Linked DNA regions of Mus musculus: region 1 is linked to region 2. A link is a loop called in an ENCODE intact Hi-C map of the cell type or tissue named here. Cell type or tissue: heart. All regions are shown on one strand. Links, peaks and the distances in the headings refer to the core of each region. The heading gives the core; the rest is flanking DNA. Region 1 holds the start of Nadk2 (NAD kinase 2, mitochondrial). Region 2 holds the start of Skp2 (S-phase kinase-associated protein 2).

The links. Hi-C counts contacts between places; a loop is a spot of excess contacts. Peaks named below come from ENCODE experiments on the same cell type or tissue, not always from the same donor. Only the 100,000 strongest peaks of a DNase experiment are listed, where the experiment ranks them.
Region 1: a loop joins it to region 2, with 4 times the contacts of the local background. A loop is called at or near these places in 8 of 42 quality-filtered maps.

Annotation. Positions count from the first base shown.
Region 1 is chr15:9,067,187-9,076,720 of GRCm38, forward strand. It overlaps Nadk2 (NAD kinase 2, mitochondrial), which reads left to right and starts at 4,074. Exons shown (of 13, transcript NM_001040395.4): 1 at 4,074-4,579. The coding sequence starts at 4,316. It overlaps Ranbp3l (RAN binding protein 3-like), which reads left to right. Exons shown (of 14, transcript NM_198024.2): 14 at 1-149. In heart, for the core only: CTCF peaks have their summits at 3,831 and 4,872; DNase peaks (open chromatin) are centred at 4,035, 4,735 and 7,655; H3K4me3 peaks cover 5,742 bases; H3K27ac peaks cover 5,869 bases.
Region 2 is chr15:9,136,083-9,145,616 of GRCm38, forward strand. Skp2 (S-phase kinase-associated protein 2) reads right to left here and starts at 4,372. Exons shown (of 10, transcript NM_013787.3): 1 at 4,102-4,372; 2 at 3,350-3,621. The coding sequence starts at 4,109. Lmbrd2 (LMBR1 domain containing 2) reads left to right here and starts at 4,488. Exons shown (of 18, transcript NM_177178.3): 1 at 4,488-4,658. In heart, for the core only: no CTCF peak of the experiment used is centred there; a DNase peak (open chromatin) is centred at 4,379; H3K4me3 peaks cover 3,212 bases; H3K27ac peaks cover 2,539 bases.

The sequences.
Region 1 (9,534 bases), core at 674-8,673, 69 kb before region 2:
ACTGATTTCCAAATTTATTACATATGTATCTAAATTTATATTGAATTATATATCTTATATAAAGATAATCTAAATATTGTCTTTCAATAGTATTTACTCTAATTGTTTAGCATAATTGATGAATCATTAAAACATTTCCTGCTACAAAATATTATCTTACATCCTTTGTGTTGCTGTGATACAGAATCAGAATCAAGGGTACTTACAGAAGGAAGAGTGATTTGGGTTTACAGTTACAGAGAAAGAACACACAACGATGGGGAAGCCTTGCAGGCAGGCAGGCAGCGCAGGAAGCTAGGAGTTCACATCTCCAGCCACACATGGAAAACAGCGAACCAGAAGTAAGATCAGGCTATAAACCTTCAAAGCCAGTGACACACTTCCTAAAGGTTCTATCCCAGTGTCACCAACCAGAGACTAAGTGTTCACACACCTGAACCTACGGGGACATTTATCAAACCACCACACACATTGATTATTATCAAAGATGCCCTTCAACCACAGGGAAAAATAGCTCTTCAAGTCCTAGACTGTATGAATATTATGAAGAGGGGAATGCATCTTTCACAGAGTGACATGTGCATGAGTGTTGTCGAGTCTGGGAAGAGTACATTTAAGACCTTTGGAAATCTCCAAGCTGCAGATATCAGTGATAGACAGTGTTTTCATAAAATGTTAGGAAGAGTAGTATTAGCTTTTAGGGTGCAAGTATCATGTAGTTGCATGGATCATTCATTAGAAAGCCATATTGGCTTTGCCATATTATCCCAGTGGTATTAGAGTTTAAAATTTGCTATCTTTAAAATTTCACTTTTGTGTGAGAGTGTAACTGATACCCAGTCCAGTGAGTTCCAGGAGTTTTGTGTTTTTGCATTAGTTAGATCATACCTCCAGTGTATACTCTACTATACTGATTACTTTTTTTTATATCAGACTTCTTCTAGTTATCAAACTGGAATATGAGAATACAATAGGGTGTCTAAGAGAGTATTTGTAAACCTTAGTAATGGTGGAATTATTTAGACGATTGAGGAATGGTCTCGCCTAGTAAGGTCCTGATGATTTGATAGGATTCTCACTAGAATATTACTAGGATTTTAAAATTTCTACCATCTATTGGATAAAAGCTATTTCACGATGATCTTAGTTTGTATCTTTCTGATTTTTAATATGACTGAACATTTCTTCAGGGGTTTATTTATTGCATGTCTTTTAAGAAATCTTTTAATGACTTTGCAAAGCTAATTATGCCATCTTTGCTGCTTTCTAGTATATATCGCATAAAAGCCAAGCTCCTTGGTGTGGTCATAACACTTGGCATTAGCTTTCCCCATCGCCTCCCAGTGTTGTCTACTGCTCACAGTTCACAAGGAATTCTAAGTTGCTTCGCCACTGGGTCTCGACACATTTGTTTATGTTACTTCTTCTGCAGAAACCCTTTCTCATTCTTGATGGCTCTACTATTTTACTGTTACTTTAGGGCATTCTTCTAAATGTGCTCCTCTTAATTCTTATAAAGCACTCTAAAATTCTACTATTGTTTGACCTCTTATCATTCAATTTCTAGCACCTGATAGGATGTTCTACTCAAATAGAATTTTGTGTCCACTGACAACATGTACATTTGAACTGAAGTGACATCATCCTATATAGTAAGCTATAAATAAAGATTTGAAGTTCAGAAGAACGGTATGAGCTAAAGATGTTGGTAATAGCTGAAGTCATTTAAGGCAAAGGGAGCTAATAAGTCTCGGGTCTAATTTACAGTGGACACAGGGTTAGGTATTTATCCATTTCCGTACAACTTTACAAGGTAGCTACTGTTGATAAATAAGACAATCGGCTCAGAAAGGTTAGGCAACCAGTTCAAGGTTCACAAAGTAAATACACAGCAAAGTTGCGATTTGATACAGTCCTTCAAAGCCCAAACTCTTCATTACACAACAGAGAGTGGAGTAGGGGTGGAAAATGACCAGGGAGAAGGCTAGAGGAGACAAGGGCAGGAGCTACATCCAAGAGAAGGGTCTAGAAAGAGGGGGACTGAAAGGAAGAAGGAATGCCATTAGGGACTGCTGGCATGCAGCAACAGAAAGAATGGAGGCACTTCTGCGCTTCACAAACCCCAGTGGTTTAAGAGTTAAATGGGCTCTTCTGAACAGCCACCTGCTCATTTGGTAACTTTGCAAATAGTGGCTAAGTAAGCACAGGAAGGAGATGAAACCCTTGGCAGTTCCCTCAACTGACCGCCCCCAGCCTGCCCTGTTTCCCACCCCCAAAAAAGGTTGGCTGCAAGAATGAACCGATTATTCTGTCCTGAACCTGTATCAGTGGTTCTCCACCTTCTTAACGCTGCAACCCTTTAATACAGTTCCTCATGTTGTGGTGACCCCCAACCATAGTTACTTGGCCATCATTAGGAAGAGAGCACCCTCGGTCTAGCAAACTTTATATGCCCCAGTACAGGGGAAAGCCAGCGCCAAGAAGTGGGAATGGGTGGGTAGGGGATCAGGGCAGGGGGAGGGAGGAGGGTATAGGGGGACTTTTGGGATAGCATTTGAAATGTAAATGAAGAAAATAGCCAATAAAAAATAAAAACAAAACAACAAAAAAAACTTACTCCTAAGTTAAAAAAAAAAGAATAGTGAGAAATTGGTTATGATACCAAAAAAAAAAAAAAAAAAAAGAATTGTAAGTTTGCTACTGTGATGAAACATAATGAACATATCGGATATACATACATCGGATATATGACCCAGAGGTTGAGAACCGCTGAATATATCAGTAAGTGGGAGTTAGGGAACAGGTAAACAACTGGGGTGTAGAAGGCTCTTTCAATCTTTAAAGTTTTAAATGTCCTAGACATGGGAATCTTAAGGACTGAAGTGGAAAACCCAGCAGGGGTTTTCCTGAGAGAATTCAAGACACATCCGAGAGGATGGTGTAATGAAGCAATGTTTTGGAAGAGGCAGAAGAAAGGATCCAAAATAAGATTTGACTAGGATATCCCATTGAGATGTTTCCAGCTAGAAGTGGGAGTCAAAAGTGTAGTTTTCTGTGACGTGAAAGAGAAAACAGGTTCGATATCACAGAGGCATCTGAGTGTCACAAACATGAAATAGCATGCCCGGAATCCAGAGGCCACTTACTGGGAGTGCCAGGATCGCAAAGGAAAGGACGCCACAGCAAGGACCTCAGGGCAGTGGCCACCTACCCTGTCTTATGACTTTCCCTTCATTGTAGCTTTCCCTTTTATTCTTAATCAGCCTACATCTCTATGGTTGTGTAACTGTTCCCACAGACTCAGTAACTTCCCTTGCTCTAGCTTCAAGGACTACCTACCCAACATTCCAAAGTCAGATCAATAATCATCAAACACTGCTCTGAGCTTGCCTACAGGATAAAGTGCAAAACATTTTTAACCCTTCAGTCTGGTCCTACACAGCTTTCCAACCTTATCTCGCGGTCTAGACAGACACACAGGACTAGACAAGACTCCTTCCCTCATTATCCTCCTCCTTTCTCCCTGACAGCACTGCCTCTCTAGGCTGGTGGTCTTTTGGTGGTCACCGGAGCTCGGGCTAATGCTCTGTGATCCTTCTCGGTTAGCTCTAATTCCTCTCTAATAAAGGGCTCGGCATCTTTATTTGCCATCAGGCCCTGCAAAACGAAGCCGTTTGGAGCGAGGTCACCGCCCCCAGCTCTTACTCCAGCGACGGCCACATCAGCCATCCAGCAGACACTGGTTAAAATTTACCCTAGACGAGCATGACCAACTACCCAGAAAGCAAGCAAAAATGAAAGCAACTAGAGGAAGATGCGCAAGAAACTTGCTTTCCCGCCAGGCGCTCAAAACTCCGCCTGCACCCCCAACGCCGCCCAGACCAGTTCCAACTGGATTTCTTCGGGCAGCTCGAAAGCCAAATAGAATTTCGTCCCTTTCCCAGCCCCAGCCAATCCCCGCAGCCCCTCGGGCTCCCAAACCTTCCCGACCTCTGATTAGCTGACAGATCTGGCCCGGGGGCGGGCTTAGAGCGGCCTCCCTGAAAGGGTGAAGAGGGAGGTGGGGCCGGGCCGAGAGGCCACTGCGCAGGCGCCCAAGAAAACGGATAAACAAACAAATAAAACCCACTGCCCGGGGGCCAGCCCGGATCCCCGCCTCCCGGGGCCTCCCGGGGCCTCTCCGCCCTCGCGTGCGTCTGGGCACGTCCCCCCCCCCCCCGGCGCGTTCCACGCACGTCCCCGCACTTAACCTGTGCGCGGCCGGCGCGGTGCTGGCGGCAGGGAGCGCGAGCCTGCACCCGCGGCCCCGCGGATCATGACTTGCTACCGGGGCTTCCTGCTGGGCAGCTGCCGGCGCGTGGCGGGTGGCCGCGCGGCTCTGCGGGGTTCGGGCTCGGGCGCGGACGGCCGGCGGCACTTGGGGCACGGGCAGCCGCGCGAGCTGGCGGGCGGTGGTAGCCCCGCCGACGGCGGCTTCCGCCCCTCGCGGGTGGTGGTGGTGGCGAAAACCACCCGCTACGAGTTCGAGCAGCAGCGGTACCGCTACGCGGAGCTCTCGGAGGAGGACCTGAAGCAGCTGGTGGGTCCTGGCGGGGGACGGCCGGTACTCGGGGTGGGGGTGGGGGGCGACGGGCCACAGGACACCCCCAAAGCCCGACAACCTTCCTCCGATTGCCTGTGGGGCCCCTCGGGCATGGGACTGGGGCGCCCTGAGCCTGCCTTAGAGGGGGCTCCTGGGACCGGGACTTGGGAAGCCACGTGTGTCCTCGCCCCCGCCTCGGTAGCACGGACTCCCATCGCTGAGAAGATGAGGGTTGTTCGCCCTGTTTGTCCTGGGGACCTCTCCCCAGACCACCGGGAGAAAGGAAATTCTCCAGCACAGCCACTGGTGGCGGAGAGAGGGCCGAAGTGCCGCGGTCACACCCCCTTCTCGCCTGGGGACAGAGGCCTGGCCAGGGAAAGCCCTGCTGGATTGTGGTCGCCTGTCCCTTCAGGGTCTCTTACTGCTTGAAAAGCAAGCACCTGGGACAGCGAGGCAGGAAAGCTGACCCGAGATGGGTTTTTGTGTTGGAAGGTCAGAAAAGGAACAAGTATGCCGGCTAATGGGGAGAAGGCATGAACCCTGAAGTAACAGGGCCTCCGCCATACACCGTGTTTGGTGTATTTACTAATAGCGTTGCCAGGTATGCCATGCGTGTGTGTGTGTGGGAAGGATTAAACCCAGAGTTCGAGCTTCCCCATTTTTGAAAAAAAAAATTGATTTTGTGCTACCCAGTAACTTTTGGGAAATGGGCTGTTAGCAATTTATTTAGGAACCCCCCCCCCCACAGTTATGCCTGTAATTGTTGACTCCAGACACCCGAAGGCTTTAGACTGAATTGTATATAAGCATTACTAAGTTATGTACAAGAATAAGTAGGCTGGCTGTTCTAAAATGATGCCCTTACCTTCACATTTTTATTTTAGACACAGGGGAAACAAATTGTAAATCCTTGCCTAGCTGCTGCATCTTGTCAGTATTGTTTGGCAAGTTGACAAGGTAGAAATCAGTGCAAATTTTTCTCTTTCCCCCAAGTGTTTGAAAGTATTTCTAGAAAACATTTGCAGTCTTTAGTAGAGTATCAGCCGTTTGGCTGGCGTAGTTTGTGTAGTTGAGTGAAATGAATGCAATGAAGTGGGGGGGATTGTGGGCTAGATGAGAGTACTTTGTTTCTATTTTGGAAAAAGAGGCGTGTCCTTTTGGTTACATGCCCGACTCTGCAAGGTTCACCTTTTAGAAATTGTGAAATATCATGTATGCTTAGTCTCACACAATTTTATCTGAGCGTCTCTGGATTTAAAATAGTACACACAAGAAAAAGCAAACCAACAGAAGTGAACCGGGACTCTCAGCTCTACCCCACAGAGGGTGGGATTGAACGCCAGGACGCAAGGCTCTCCCTGGTTGGATTGACTGATATCCTTTGTGCTTTTTTTTTTTTTTTTTTTTTTTTTTTTTGGTTTTTCAAGACAGGGTTTCTCTTCTCTGACCCTCATGAGTGAAACAAAACGTTTGTGTTGCAATGCTAGCTTTCAAAAGTTTCACCTAGTTCCTGATGGGTTGGGCTAAATAGCTTCCAAGGTCCGTTCTGGAGCCGGCATTTTGAAATTATTTCAAGGATTCCGGAAGCGGGATGGCGTTTGAATTGAGATTAACTCTTGTATCTCTGCACGAGATGGCCCAAAATAAAACTTCCTAAAATGTAGGGGTAATCGGTGTCTTCAAAAACTTGGAACTCCCTCTTTGAGTAGAGAAGCCTCCTAATGTTTGTCACTGGGTGATGAGCTAGAACAGGCCAGCTTTGAAGTATGGGCTCTACAGCAGTCTTGTGATCACCAAAAGGCTGCAGTTTTAGTGTTTCCCTAACTTACTGATCGGAATTGGTTTTGCATTGATGTCAGGACAGTGTTTGCAGTGAGATTGCTTTAGATATACCTCTGATAAGAACAGCTCAGGAATAATAGGCTTTGTGAAGTTCTACGCCATGAAGGTAGGGACGGAAAGAATTTTATGTTGTTTACTATATTGTTGGGGTCAAACTTACTCATGAATTGGTTATAAAAGAAAATGCCCAAAGTCTTGCTTCAGGCCACTGCTACCCTGGCTACTGTTTTCATAATGTTATGGCAACAAGATTTGTATGAAAGCATTCTCCTCTTTTAACTTGTGTGTGTGTGTGCGCACATGCGTGTGTGCTCATGCAGAATAGTTCTCTATTTGGAGGTCCTTGTTAAAATGCAAATAATAGATTAACAGATGATGTCTTCAGTAGTTTACTCGCAGGAAGTGTCTGGATTTCTGACTCTGTGAAGGTAAAGAGTTACATGAAGTATCTTTTTAATCCATGAAGCCAGGATTATATCCTTTAGCTTGGGGCAAAATTTTGACTTCTCAATTAATCTCCCTGGTAGTTTTGCATCGTTTCAGAGTTTTGCCTTTCTTCCCATTGAGTGGTTAATGACTTACCTTGGGGGATGGAAGACTTTTAGTTAAGGATTTTGCTTCCAAGTCCTGTGATCTTGCAAAGGCATAAACGACTCTTCCAGCCTATTTGTGCCACAAGAGGTGAAGCTGGAGGCAGAGGCAGAGGCAGGGCTCCTGACTGGACTCCTTGACAGTCACATGTTAGACACAACAAAACTGATCTGGCTAGGATATTATTGCCCAAACTACACTTTGTTTGCCAAAGAAAAAGTGTTATTTAAAATACTTAATTGTACAAATCAGATAAGAAAGGGCTGTTTTCACTTTGCCTCCTCTCATTCTGTTATAATTTCAGAGGAAGCATCTTTAATGGCTTCCTTTTTTAGATATGATAAGATAAAGTAAGCTCACTTAATGACACATCTTTTTGATTAAATTATTTCTGTTTATTGCCTTGGTAGCTGGTTCTTAGGTAGGGATGTAACGATTTGCTTCTGTTTCCTCTTGTTACACACACACACACACACACACACACACACACAGGTATGTCTTAGGTTGTGGTAGTGGGCAGATAAACTCTTTTCTGCACAAATGCAGTCAGTTGTGTAACTAGTCACCAAGTTAAAGAATGTGACCTGGTGTCCTGCCAGGCAGGGCCTCCTAACCGAACCTTCTTGTTATCAGCTCTCCCAGCCTCAGGCCCCTGAGTGCTCTATCTGAGGCTGAACATCTGGCTGCTTGGCTCCTAGCTTCTCAGCACCCAGAGGCTCCCTTCAACCCGAAGAATGGACTGAAGTGCAGATTCCTGCCCCTCCCCCCCTTCCCTCTCACGGTTCTGATTCAGTGTAGAGAATTCCCGCACTTTGTTTCTCTGAACCATGTGCCTAAAATTTCTATGGGTGACTCAGAGATATACATGTTTTCTGTCTTCCAGTTCCTCTTCATCCTTTGAGGGAAGCTTCAGACATAACCCTTTAAGAAGTCCTTGATATTTGCCTCTGCCTACCAAGGTTAAGTTAAATATTATAAAGACATGATGAAAAATGCCAGTGTGATGATTTCTTACTTAACGTCAGGTGTTCTATCTTGCTCTTCTCCCTACCCTTCAGCCCACCCCATCCCTGCCCTCATCCAGATCATGGGGAAATGATTCTGATGCTGGTCCTCTTCCTCCTGAGGCTGGGGCCAGCTTTTTCACATCGGGCCTTATTGCCATCTGGCAGTACTCCATATTAGCTGGTAAGGCAGTGATCACCACCATGGGCTCTCTAAAGGAGTTTCAGGCTAAAATGTTTGAGAAACAAATTAAACAAATGATGGTTTTGGTGTCAGTCAGAAAAGATTTTAAGTTCCGTGTAGCATAATGTGGAAAACAGAGGCTGAGAGTATACCTCATTCCACAAATATTTGCATTCAGAGGAAAAGATTGACGTGCAGACAGTATAGTTTCCTCTCTTCTTCATCTTCCTGCTCTGAGCAGCCGCCAGAGTTTACAGCTTGTCTGCCTGCTGGGCCTTCTCTTAACCGAAATAAGAAATAAGTCCCTGAGCTTTGGAGAAGAGGGACCTTGAATGCCACCGTAGCTGAATGCTCTGTCTGATCTTTCTAGTCTTCACTGTTAGCTGCGTTGCCTGGGGGAGTGCTAGCTGCAAGCCTATGGCCAACTATACGCGCCGCGCCAGACAGAGGCTTTGCCTTCCAAACCCTGGTCGCTCTTCCTGGGGTCTGAAGTGTGGGAAGTCAGTTCTGTGGAGACCCAAGTCTTTTGTTTATTGCTGCATGTTTACATCGTGACCAGAGAAGTGGAAGTTGGCTTCACTTCACTTTTACTGATAAGTCACAGAGGTATATAATTTTAAATGCCAGCCGCCGCGACAGTTAACTTCATGCCTTAGAGGAATTATGTTTTGTTTTTTTTTTTCTTTATCATGAACCATTAGATATGCATCATGTTAGAAATTTGACCCATTTTTGCAACAGATTGGCATTCACGCAAGGATGGGTCACCTAGTGAAAATGTTCTTATACTTAAAGTATTATTGATTTGGACATTTCCAAAACAGGTTGCTTTTCTAAGATCACCAAAATGAACTAAAAACTTGTTGGAGTTAACGCTTGTGACGGGCTAATTAGTTCATTTGACACTGCTGGCATCAAACCCAGGGCCTCGTGCATGCTATGGAGGGCTCTGCCACTAAGCTGTGTCGTCCCCAGCCATGCGGAGTTGGTGCTTGTTTTTTGTTTTGTTTTGTTTTGTTTTCCTTTAAAGTAGGTGCTTGGAGGCCCCTGCAGTTCTGGAGTGCTGCCTCTTTCACGAAGCATGTCTGTAATAGAGTCTATAACTTAAAAATCCACATTATAAACACCCGCCAGTGCTTCCCAGAGGGCCCAGTGGGGAAAGCAAGACTGAGGACCGGAGTGGGACATCCAAGGCACACAGTGGGAGAAGAGAACCGACTTCTCAGGTTGTCCTCTGCCCCCACCTGTGTTGGTGGCACATAGCCAGTAAATAAAAGTGTGGCCATTGTTTAAATAAAAACTTGTTAGGGATAATTATACAGTACTATCAG
Region 2 (9,534 bases), core at 956-8,955:
GTGAATACAAGATTAACCAGAAGTATACAAGATTGGTCTTAAAAAAAAAAAAAAAAGCCAGGGTAATGGTGCACACCTTTAATCATACCACTTGGAAGGCAGAGGCGGGAAGATCTCTGAGAGTTCAAGGCCAGCCTAGTCTACAAAGCCCAGGATGGTCAAGACAAAGCTAACCCTGTCTCAAAAAACAAACAAAAAAACCCAAACATAACAAGAAAAAAGAAATGCAGACGTAGACTCACTGATTGGACCAGTTCAGTTCCTCTCTCCCCAACACCTTTGCTTTGCCAAGTAGCCAAGGACTCCACACATCCACTGGGATGGGAAATGAGTCACTTCTGCACAAGGGGCTCCTTCCCTCCTTCCAGCCCTGAGGACACTCAGGGTCTGAGCTACTACTAACACCTCTGTCTTCCTGGCAGGCATGTAGCTGTGTGCAGCTGCTATATACTTTGTCCTTCCTCTTCAACTCCATTTTGAAACTCCTAAGAAACAGCAACCCTCCCTTATGTTCTGTCTGGGTCCTCACAGTGTTTTGCTTCAAAGATGACTTTTGTCCTACATCTGTGGACACGTAGATGTCATATTTTATAACCAAAGCTATGTACAATGGGCAAGTTAATCAAAACCTACTCATCTTAGCAGGATCTATCTCACCACATTTGGTTGGTCAAACACCAAATTGCTACTGTTAAAAACCCAGGCTCTAAAAATAAGAGTCACTTTAAGTTTTATAAAGAAAAAGATTTCTATATGTGCAGAGTCAGATTAACATTACTGTAGACAGAGGATGCTTCTCAAGCCAGTGTCAGAAACTGTGTGGACCATTACCTATTATAAGCCACTGTCATACTAAGACCTTTACAGTTTTACTCAATGTTCAGATGAACACTTTAAGTAGGAATTATTGCTCCATTTCACAGATAAGGAAACTAAGGCCCAGAAAGTTCAAGTCACTTCCCAAGGTAGCTCCCAATGGCAGCATCAAGGTTTAAATGTAGATTTGTCTGAACTTACTTCCATACCCCTCTAGTTAATCTCATATATTATTATATATTCAGTTATGTTTTCACTTTGAGACAGTCTTACTGCGAGGCTCATGCTTTCTAGAAATCCCCATCTTCTGACTACAGCCTCTTAAACTGGGACCAGAGAGACGTGCCACCATACCTGGCATTAATGTGGACTCACATGCTATAACCTGAAGATGACTCCCTTTCCAAAAAAGTATTGAGAAGCCCAAACAGAATTTTTTTTTTTTGAGACAAGAGTCTCATTGCGTAGCCCTGGTTGTCCTGGAAGTCACTGTATAGGCCAAAGAGCTTCCAATTCACAGAGATCTGCCAGCTTTGGCCACTGGTGTACTGGGTTCAAAGGCATGAGACACCACAGGGGACTACAAAACAGGGATTTTCAAGCAAGCCACGGATCTGCTCACCACCCTGTCTGCAGACAGCGCCCGAAGGAAGGACGGAAGAATCCATTTCTTTACGCTGGCTTTGCAAGGCTTCACTCTGATGCTTTCTTCAACGTCTTTTTCCATTCCTCACCCAATTTTAGTTTAGACTTTGGTCACCTCTTCCACTGCTTTCATCCTGACCACGGCTTATCATTCTCTCACTGCTCTACATAAATCTCTAGGGGTCTGCTGCCTATCCTCTACCCGATACAGTTCAGCCTCAGCTAACCAATGTGTCCCTTTGGAGGGGTCACCGAGCCGGGGCGCCAATGGTCCACTCTTTTAATCCCAGCACTTGAGGCAGGCAGATCTCTGAGCTGGAGGCCAGCCTGTCTGAGTTGGAGGCCAGTGAGTTACACTACAAACAAAGAAACCCTGTCTCAATGGACGACACTGAACGAGGGGAGAGGAGTGAGTGTTCCAATGAGGAAAGATCAGCCCCACCTGAGGCCGCACCTCTCCCTACTCTGTCCACTCTCACTCTGCTTTCCTGTTCTCCAGCATCTTATGTGGCTTCCCTTTACTTTAGGTTCCCTATGCCAAGGGACATTTTCACGCGTATTCCTGCATTCTCCCCTTGTCTTTGCTTAAAGGTCACAGCCCAAATAAGGATGTCAGCCAATAACCAGTTTGCAATCTATCTTCAGATTCCAAGACTTCCTCCATTCTGCCTCAGTTTGACCCCCTCTTTGTTTTTAGCCACGTTGGCCTAACATGTTACAGAAAGTACCATATCCATTGGACTTCCAGCATTTCCTCACTAGAATGGAAGTTCTAGGATTTGTCTGTTTTGTTCACTGCTATTATCTGGAGCCACTATACTGTGGAGGACAGTGTGCTCTCAAAAACACTTCCTGAATCACTCTTTTGAGACAGGGTTTCTCTGTGTAGCCCTGGCTGTCCTGGAACTCACTCTGTAGACCAGGCTGGCCTCAGAAATCCGCCTGCCTCTGCCTCCTAAATCCTGGGATTAAAGGCGTGTGCTACCACTGCCCGACCCTGAATCACTTTTTTAAATGACTAGGGGGTGGGGGTGGGGAAACCTTGACAAGCCTCAGGTCAACACACTATATTTACTCTAAGGCTGCCAGTCCTTGAGTCTGGATCTGCCCTGGAGGCGCTTTATTTAAAAATGTTTGGGGAATCAAGGAGTGGGAGTCACTAGTGAGAGAAGAATTTCAGGTAAATTCTGATCTCATCAATCCACCCTGCCTCCTGGAGACAGAGCTGAGAAGAAAGCTGACAATATAAATCTATTACAATAATCCAGGAAGAGATGATGAAAGCTTGAAACAGCTGCCACACAAGAGTGAAAGACACAGTGACTAGCTGGGTAGTGGGGGCAGTGGGGATGAGACCACATTTCAGGGTTCTATGACTGTAGATGCAATGTCACAGTAAGGGAAACACCACACCCCCAAGGGCCTGCTTGCAAGCGGAGCAATCTAAGTCTCTTCTACTTAGTAACATTTACCTTCCTAATGTGCCTACCAATAATCTAAGTCATTACCATACAAAGCTTGCTCAGATACAAAGAAGTATATAGAGACAAAAGGGGACCCTCTAAGATCCCTGCTTCTGTTCCCATATGTCAGTGTACTGAGCTGGACTTTGAGCAGGAAGATTCCTTTCTAAGGAAAAGGGCAGGAAAAAAGCTTCAAGTCAATTGTTGACCACAAGATAAAGACCAACCAAGATTCCTGAAGACTTAATGACTGGAATCCATTTCACTGCCACACTTCCAAACTAGGCAATTTTAGGCACCAAAACTAGGCAATTTTAGGCACCGATCCAAAAAGATTCCCCAAGGAAATAATTCAATCGAATTTAGTTAAAACAAAATAGTTCAACCCATTACAATACAGTTTGGATCTTAGTGTTGTGCATTACCTGGAAAGTTCTCCCGACTAAGCTTCGGCCGACGGATGATCACAAAGTCTTTGTCACTCCCTTTGCCCTTGACTCGTTTCCTTGGAGGGCTCTGGGGGTGGCCGAGGTTTGAGAGCAGTCCATGTGGGATGTTCTCACTGTCCACCTCCTCCTTCTCCAAGGCCGAGACACCCATGCCTGATAGCAGTTCAGAAGTCTTGCTGGAATCCCATCCCCACGTGAAGCTGGTGGTGACGTTGCCACTCTGGTCCGGAATCTCCTGAAGGTGCTTCCTGCAGAAGGGCAGACATTCTCTATTCCTTTTGAAAATACACCCCTAAATAATTCCAAGGTAGGCATGAAAGAAGAGTAAAGAATGGAGTGGAGAAAAGTCCCAGCAAGTGACAGTACTGCATTTTTTAAACGTGCCTACAAGCGAGAGAAATACAAGAATGAAAGAGAAAAATCGGGAACATATATACTTTGAAAGGCTTTGGGATTTATGGTCACGCAGAAGGCCTCAATAATTTCTTCCCGTGGAGGGAAAAAGAGGGACGGCACTGATACCATGACTCAAAGTAGAGGAAGGAAAACTTAATTAGGAAGCCAAATTAAACTCCACATTGATATTCGCACTAAAGCATTCATCCATCCTTTTTCTCTAAGCAAACATTCACATAACCAGATTATTTGAACAAGAAGCAACATTCGCGGCCTAAAAGAATTCAAACGGTTCATTCATGTTTTGTCCGGTTTTTTTGCAATCGGTTTACCTATGCATGGTGTCCACTGATTCAGGAGTTTTGAATGCTTGAATTAATTGAAGCGCTGCCTGCCTTCCAGACTCCTGTTTTAGCGCTCGGCTTAGAGTGATCCCCGGGGCCCCAGCAGTTGGACCCGCGAACTAGCAACGTTCCATCACCACCGCGCGCGCGGAGTTCTGCATCCCGCTCTCCAGCAGCCGCCTTCTGACGCCCCGTTGCCTGCTGGGAATTGTAGTTCCGAGCCTAGCTCGTAGTCCTGCCTGGGTTCTTCCACTCTGATTTCGGACCAACCCTCCAGATACCCACAACTCCCTGCGGCGCCGGGCGGGATTGAAGGAGGAGGAGGAGGAGGAGGAGGACAGGCAGGCGGAAGTGGGTGGAGCTCCGGCTGGCTGGGAAATGTCAGCCGATTGACTGGGAGCAGGTTTTCCTTTTCCCGGAGCTCACGGGCCTTCGGGTGATCACCGCCACGGTCGCCCGGGACTGAAGGATCCGTGACCCCGGCAGGCTGCGGCGGACGCGAAGCTTCTGAGTCCCTTCCAGACGCTGTCTGGCGAGGTCCGACGGTGAGCGTGAGGGGGGCGGGGACGCGTGAGGTGCGTCAGGGTCTGGGGTCCCGGCCCAGTCCCTGGCGGACATAGACTTGGGGGGAGTTCCAGATGGTGAGTGGCCGCCGCCGCCAGGCCCATCTCCGGGGTCTCGATGGCCCGCCAGGTGAGAGGCTGCGGGTGGCACTCCTGCCATTCGCCTTCCTCCACCTGGCAGTGGGCGGCCCTTAGGACTGGGTCTGTGGACGCGATCCTTTCCTCACTTGTAAACTAGGCTCGAGGACGCGGCACACCTCATGGGCTGGCACTGAAGATCAAATCAGCGTGCGAGGGGAAGCCTTTTTCGAGCTAAAGCGCAGCTCCAAGAGGAGCGATGGTTTATTTTTAAGGCGGCAGGAGCCAGCAGTGGTTCCCGCGTGCATCCTCTTGGATCCTTGATGAGTCTCCCAAATACCAAAGGGAAAAAGGGAGGCTCCGCTTGCAAGGAGAGACCACCCTGAAAGCTGTTTAGGTGCCTCTGACTCAATCCACAGCCTGTCCTAGAATCTCTCTGCCTAGAAACTATGCTAATTTAGCCTCTGAAGAGGTCGGGGGCGATTAGATTAGAATGACCATGCAAAATTCAGGTGTGCAAACTGTGCAACAGGGGAGAGGGTAGGGGGATGCATTTCTAGTCCAGTAAAAATGAAGATTTATAGAGTTGAGAAAAAAGCAGGCCACCTTCATCAAAAACATTAGAATATTGGTTTAGTATGTTAGATTGCATACACTTGTGTTTCTTTGTGGAGAGAGCAAGATTCGTTTTATAGTGGAATTAAATCCTTCATGCTCAGTTTTGTCTTTGTTTCTAGCATAATCTTTGCATCAGTTACTTCTTGAGAGGAAGAGATTCATGAACTTTTAGTTCCTGTGAGTGAGATTGGTGTAAAAAAAAAAGACCTTTTTGCAAATTGGTTTTACTTGAAAAGAAAGACTAGGAGAATAAGTATGTAGTCACAGTTTTGTTATGGAAAGTATCTAAAGTGAGACCTTCTGAAATAGTGTATAAAGTTATCTTTTGTTACTTTGAAAAACTCATTTGCCTTCTCTTGAACTTTGTCCTTTCTGTTAGGATGTAACTCGTTCAAGAGTAAATTCTAGTAAATATAAAACAGCCCTGAATTCAGCTAAGAGTTAGCAGAGACCTTAGGATATTTAAATTAGTGGGCACAAGGTTCTCTCTAGGAAAGGAAAGCCTATCAACTTTGAAATTAGGAGCCTCCTGATTTGCCTTGATAATGAAACCGGTGTTCTTTTGCATTTCTTTAATCACAGCTATTTCCATAATATACTGAAAAGGTTTGTATTGATACACACACGATTCTTTTTATTTTTTTTTTCCTTTGGTTTTTCGAGACAGGGTTTCTCTGTGTAGCCCTGGCTGACCTGGAACTCACTCTGTAGACCAAGCTGGCCTCGAACTCAGAAATCCACCTGCCTCTGCCTCCCAAGTGCTGGGATTAAAGGTGTGTGCCACCACTGCCCGTTACGATTCTTTTTGATAGAGGAATTGTGTCCATTGAAGATGTGAGGTTATTAGCTACATAGAAACTCACCATAGAGACTTTAAGAGACTGATCTCTTAAACACTACATTGTGATTGCTGCTAATGTAAAATATTTTATTTCCTGATTAATCTTATTTAATCTTACTTAACACATTGTATTTTATTTTAATAAGTCTTTTAAAACATAGTTTTAGCATTAGAATGAATGTGAGTCCAGGATAACAAAATCATTTTCGATAACTGAAAGTATCATTAGGTTGAATAATGTCTAATGTTCTCTGGAAGCCTCAGCTAGAACACTGACATAAATGGAGAAAGGCAATAGCAGTGCCATTTACACAGCTAAAACCATGTCGTAGTTACAGGCAGTCACTGTCTGTAGGGCCCCGGAGAGTCTAGAAAGGACTGCCCATCACAACTGACATATATGCTGTATGTGTGTCCATCACAACTGACATATATGCTGTATGTGGGTCCATCACAACTGACATATATGCTGTATGTGTGCCCATCACAACTGACATATATGCTGTATGTGTGTCCATCACAACTGACATATATGCTGTATGTGTGTCCATCACAACTGACATATATGCTATATGTGTACAACTGTTGGTCCCATTTTTGAAAATCAAATACAACCAGAGAAATACAATGAAGCCTAAAGGCACCATTGTGACATAGAGAGACTAAGAGATTCCTTTTGCTCCTTCTGTTATTTAGGTTAGAGGAACAAAATGCAAGAGACAGTTTTAGCAAGCATGTTTCCAGTTGCCTGTCAAATTCCATAACTATCTCCTTTTCTTCCTCAGTTTGATTGTTATCTTCATTTTCTTTGATTTAATGATCTGTATTGGCAGATTAGATCAATAACAAAAATATTCTTATTTCTTCTAGCTTACTTTGTAGTTCTTTCATAAAAATTAGAAAAGAAAAACTACTGTAATTTAAATGAAATAATTACCCACAAAGGAAAAAGTTAAATTCCCTATTAAACATGACTTTTTGAGTATTGAGTCTTGAGTAATCTTGAAGACTAGTAGAATATTTTTAAATTATTCTTTATGAAAATGGAACCATAGAAATTATTTAAAACAAATTGTATTTTAAATGGATGTCTGGATTGGAGAGGAGACATGAAATTGAAATCTATTCTCTGTGGTCAGGATACCTTACTTCGTTTTGCACATACTGGTGTGAGAACTTGGGTAAATAACATATCCGCTCTGCCATCTACTCCTTATTAAGCAAAAATTCTAACAATCTTTTCTCATTAGTTTGTAGGAACTAACTAAAAAAACAATGTACAGTGTAATATAATAAACATACATTAAATCTTCAAGTTCCTTTGTAAAAACAATACTTTGTGAGAAAGGAATCTCTAGATGCCAAAGTAATTGGTATTGGAATTCTTACAGTTCCTACAACTGAAATCCTCAAGGGTTTGTTGAGAGTTTAGAGTTCTCCTTACCCACTGACCTGGTTGTCAACTTCAGCTCTCAAGCCTTGCCAAAGATGAATCATCTGCTCCTGCCTCTTGTCACACTTAGGAATCCTAGTCACCTGGTTTGTCAGTTTCAAAACATAGGCTCTTGAGTTATCTAACTTTTATTATGTCACCTAGATGAGTTAAAATACTTATTTACATTAATACTGCAACTGGGGTGTGGCTCAATAGTAGACAGTTTGTATTTAGGCATCTGAAGGCCCTGAATAAAAGAAAAAAATTAATATCAATTCTGGTGAATCTTTAGGTCTTGATGGCCAAATTTCTTATTGATTTCAGAATTTGGGGATTTGACAGATTTTTGTCAGTTTTTTTGTTTGTTTGTATTCTCATCAGTTGCTTCTGTGTCTTGCTCTTTTTCTCATTCTTTTGCTTAAGTTCCTTCTCTCTCCTGTCCTCTCTGTTTTTGAACATTTGAAATTCCTCAAATTCCGAAATTATCTTAACCTTAAATTTTTTTTCACATTGAGCATGTAGAACTTTTAACAGCCACAACATACATAGAAGACAGTACTCCTGAACCATTAATTTTAGCAAGATGGTTATAAAAGGCATTTGAAAATAATAGCAAATAGAAAAAGGTGGCATTGGATTTTAAATATTTAAGGCTTTTGTACCTGATGTTTTAAAGGGTTCACTCTGACTACTTGTACATTAAAGTTTGATCAGTTAAGTCAGTTGGTATTTGATTTTAAGTAAAATCAACTTTACTTCTATGGTATTAATGCCAACCCATGAAAACTAAGATGCTTTCAAATACTAATTATCATCTCCCTAAACCTATTAATGTTTGAAAAAATATGTCAACCTTTGTTGTGGTCAAAGGCACATTTTCTCTTTGGCTCTTGAAATCTTTTGCAGAGTTACACATAGTTACGACTCAACACATTTTCTGCAGTAATGAGCCCATTTTGATTCTGTGCCTAAATGATTGACATCTTCTTCCTGTCTGGCTTTGGGGTGCTAGATGCACCTTCTTGACATGATTCTGAATTGTGCTTATTCTCTTGCAAGCAAACAGATGAAGAACTGCTTAGGTGCCTTGCAAACTGAATGCCAATTTGTTGTAAGGGAGCAATAGTTATTGTGAGCCTGACTCATATCTTAGAAAGGGATAAGGATGCACTCTGGGGCTGTGGTATCACAGATGCTGAAAAGTAAAATGCAGTTGCTTTCCTTTCTTATATATATATATACCTTTTTGAGGAAAGCTGATTGATGATGCTGAGGGTAAAATCAATACCTTGAGACTTTTAGAGCAGGCAGATATTTTCTAGAAGACAAAGGTAAGCAGCTAGCACATTGTCTTGGTTAGGGTTTCATAGCTGTGAAGAGACACTATGACCAAGGCAACTCTTCTAAGAGAAAATATTTACCTGCGGGCTGGCTTACACCTTCAGAGGTTTAGACCATTATCATCATGGCAGGAAGCATGACAGCTTGCAGACAAGGTGTTGGTGAAGAGGCTGAAAGAGTTCTATATGTTGATCCAAAGGCAGCCAGAAGAAGAAGGTCTTCTGTAGACAGCCTGGAGACTGGAATTCTACAGTGGGAGAAGCTTAAGCATAGGAGACCTCAAAGCAAGACAGGAAACCAGCTGGGCAAACTCCAAACTCTGCATCTCCATGTCTGGTGTCAAAGGGTCTTTAGGTCTCCGATTCCTTTTTCTTCTTTGTTGACTGCAACACCAAGCCTGGATTTAAGTTCTAATTCACTTAGAGCCTACTCTGTCCCAGGCTGGCTTTGAACTCAGAGATCTGCATGGTTTTTTCTCCTGGGATTACAAATGTGTACCACCATACCTGGATCTAAACTTAGCTGGGTAGGATCTAGCCCAAAGT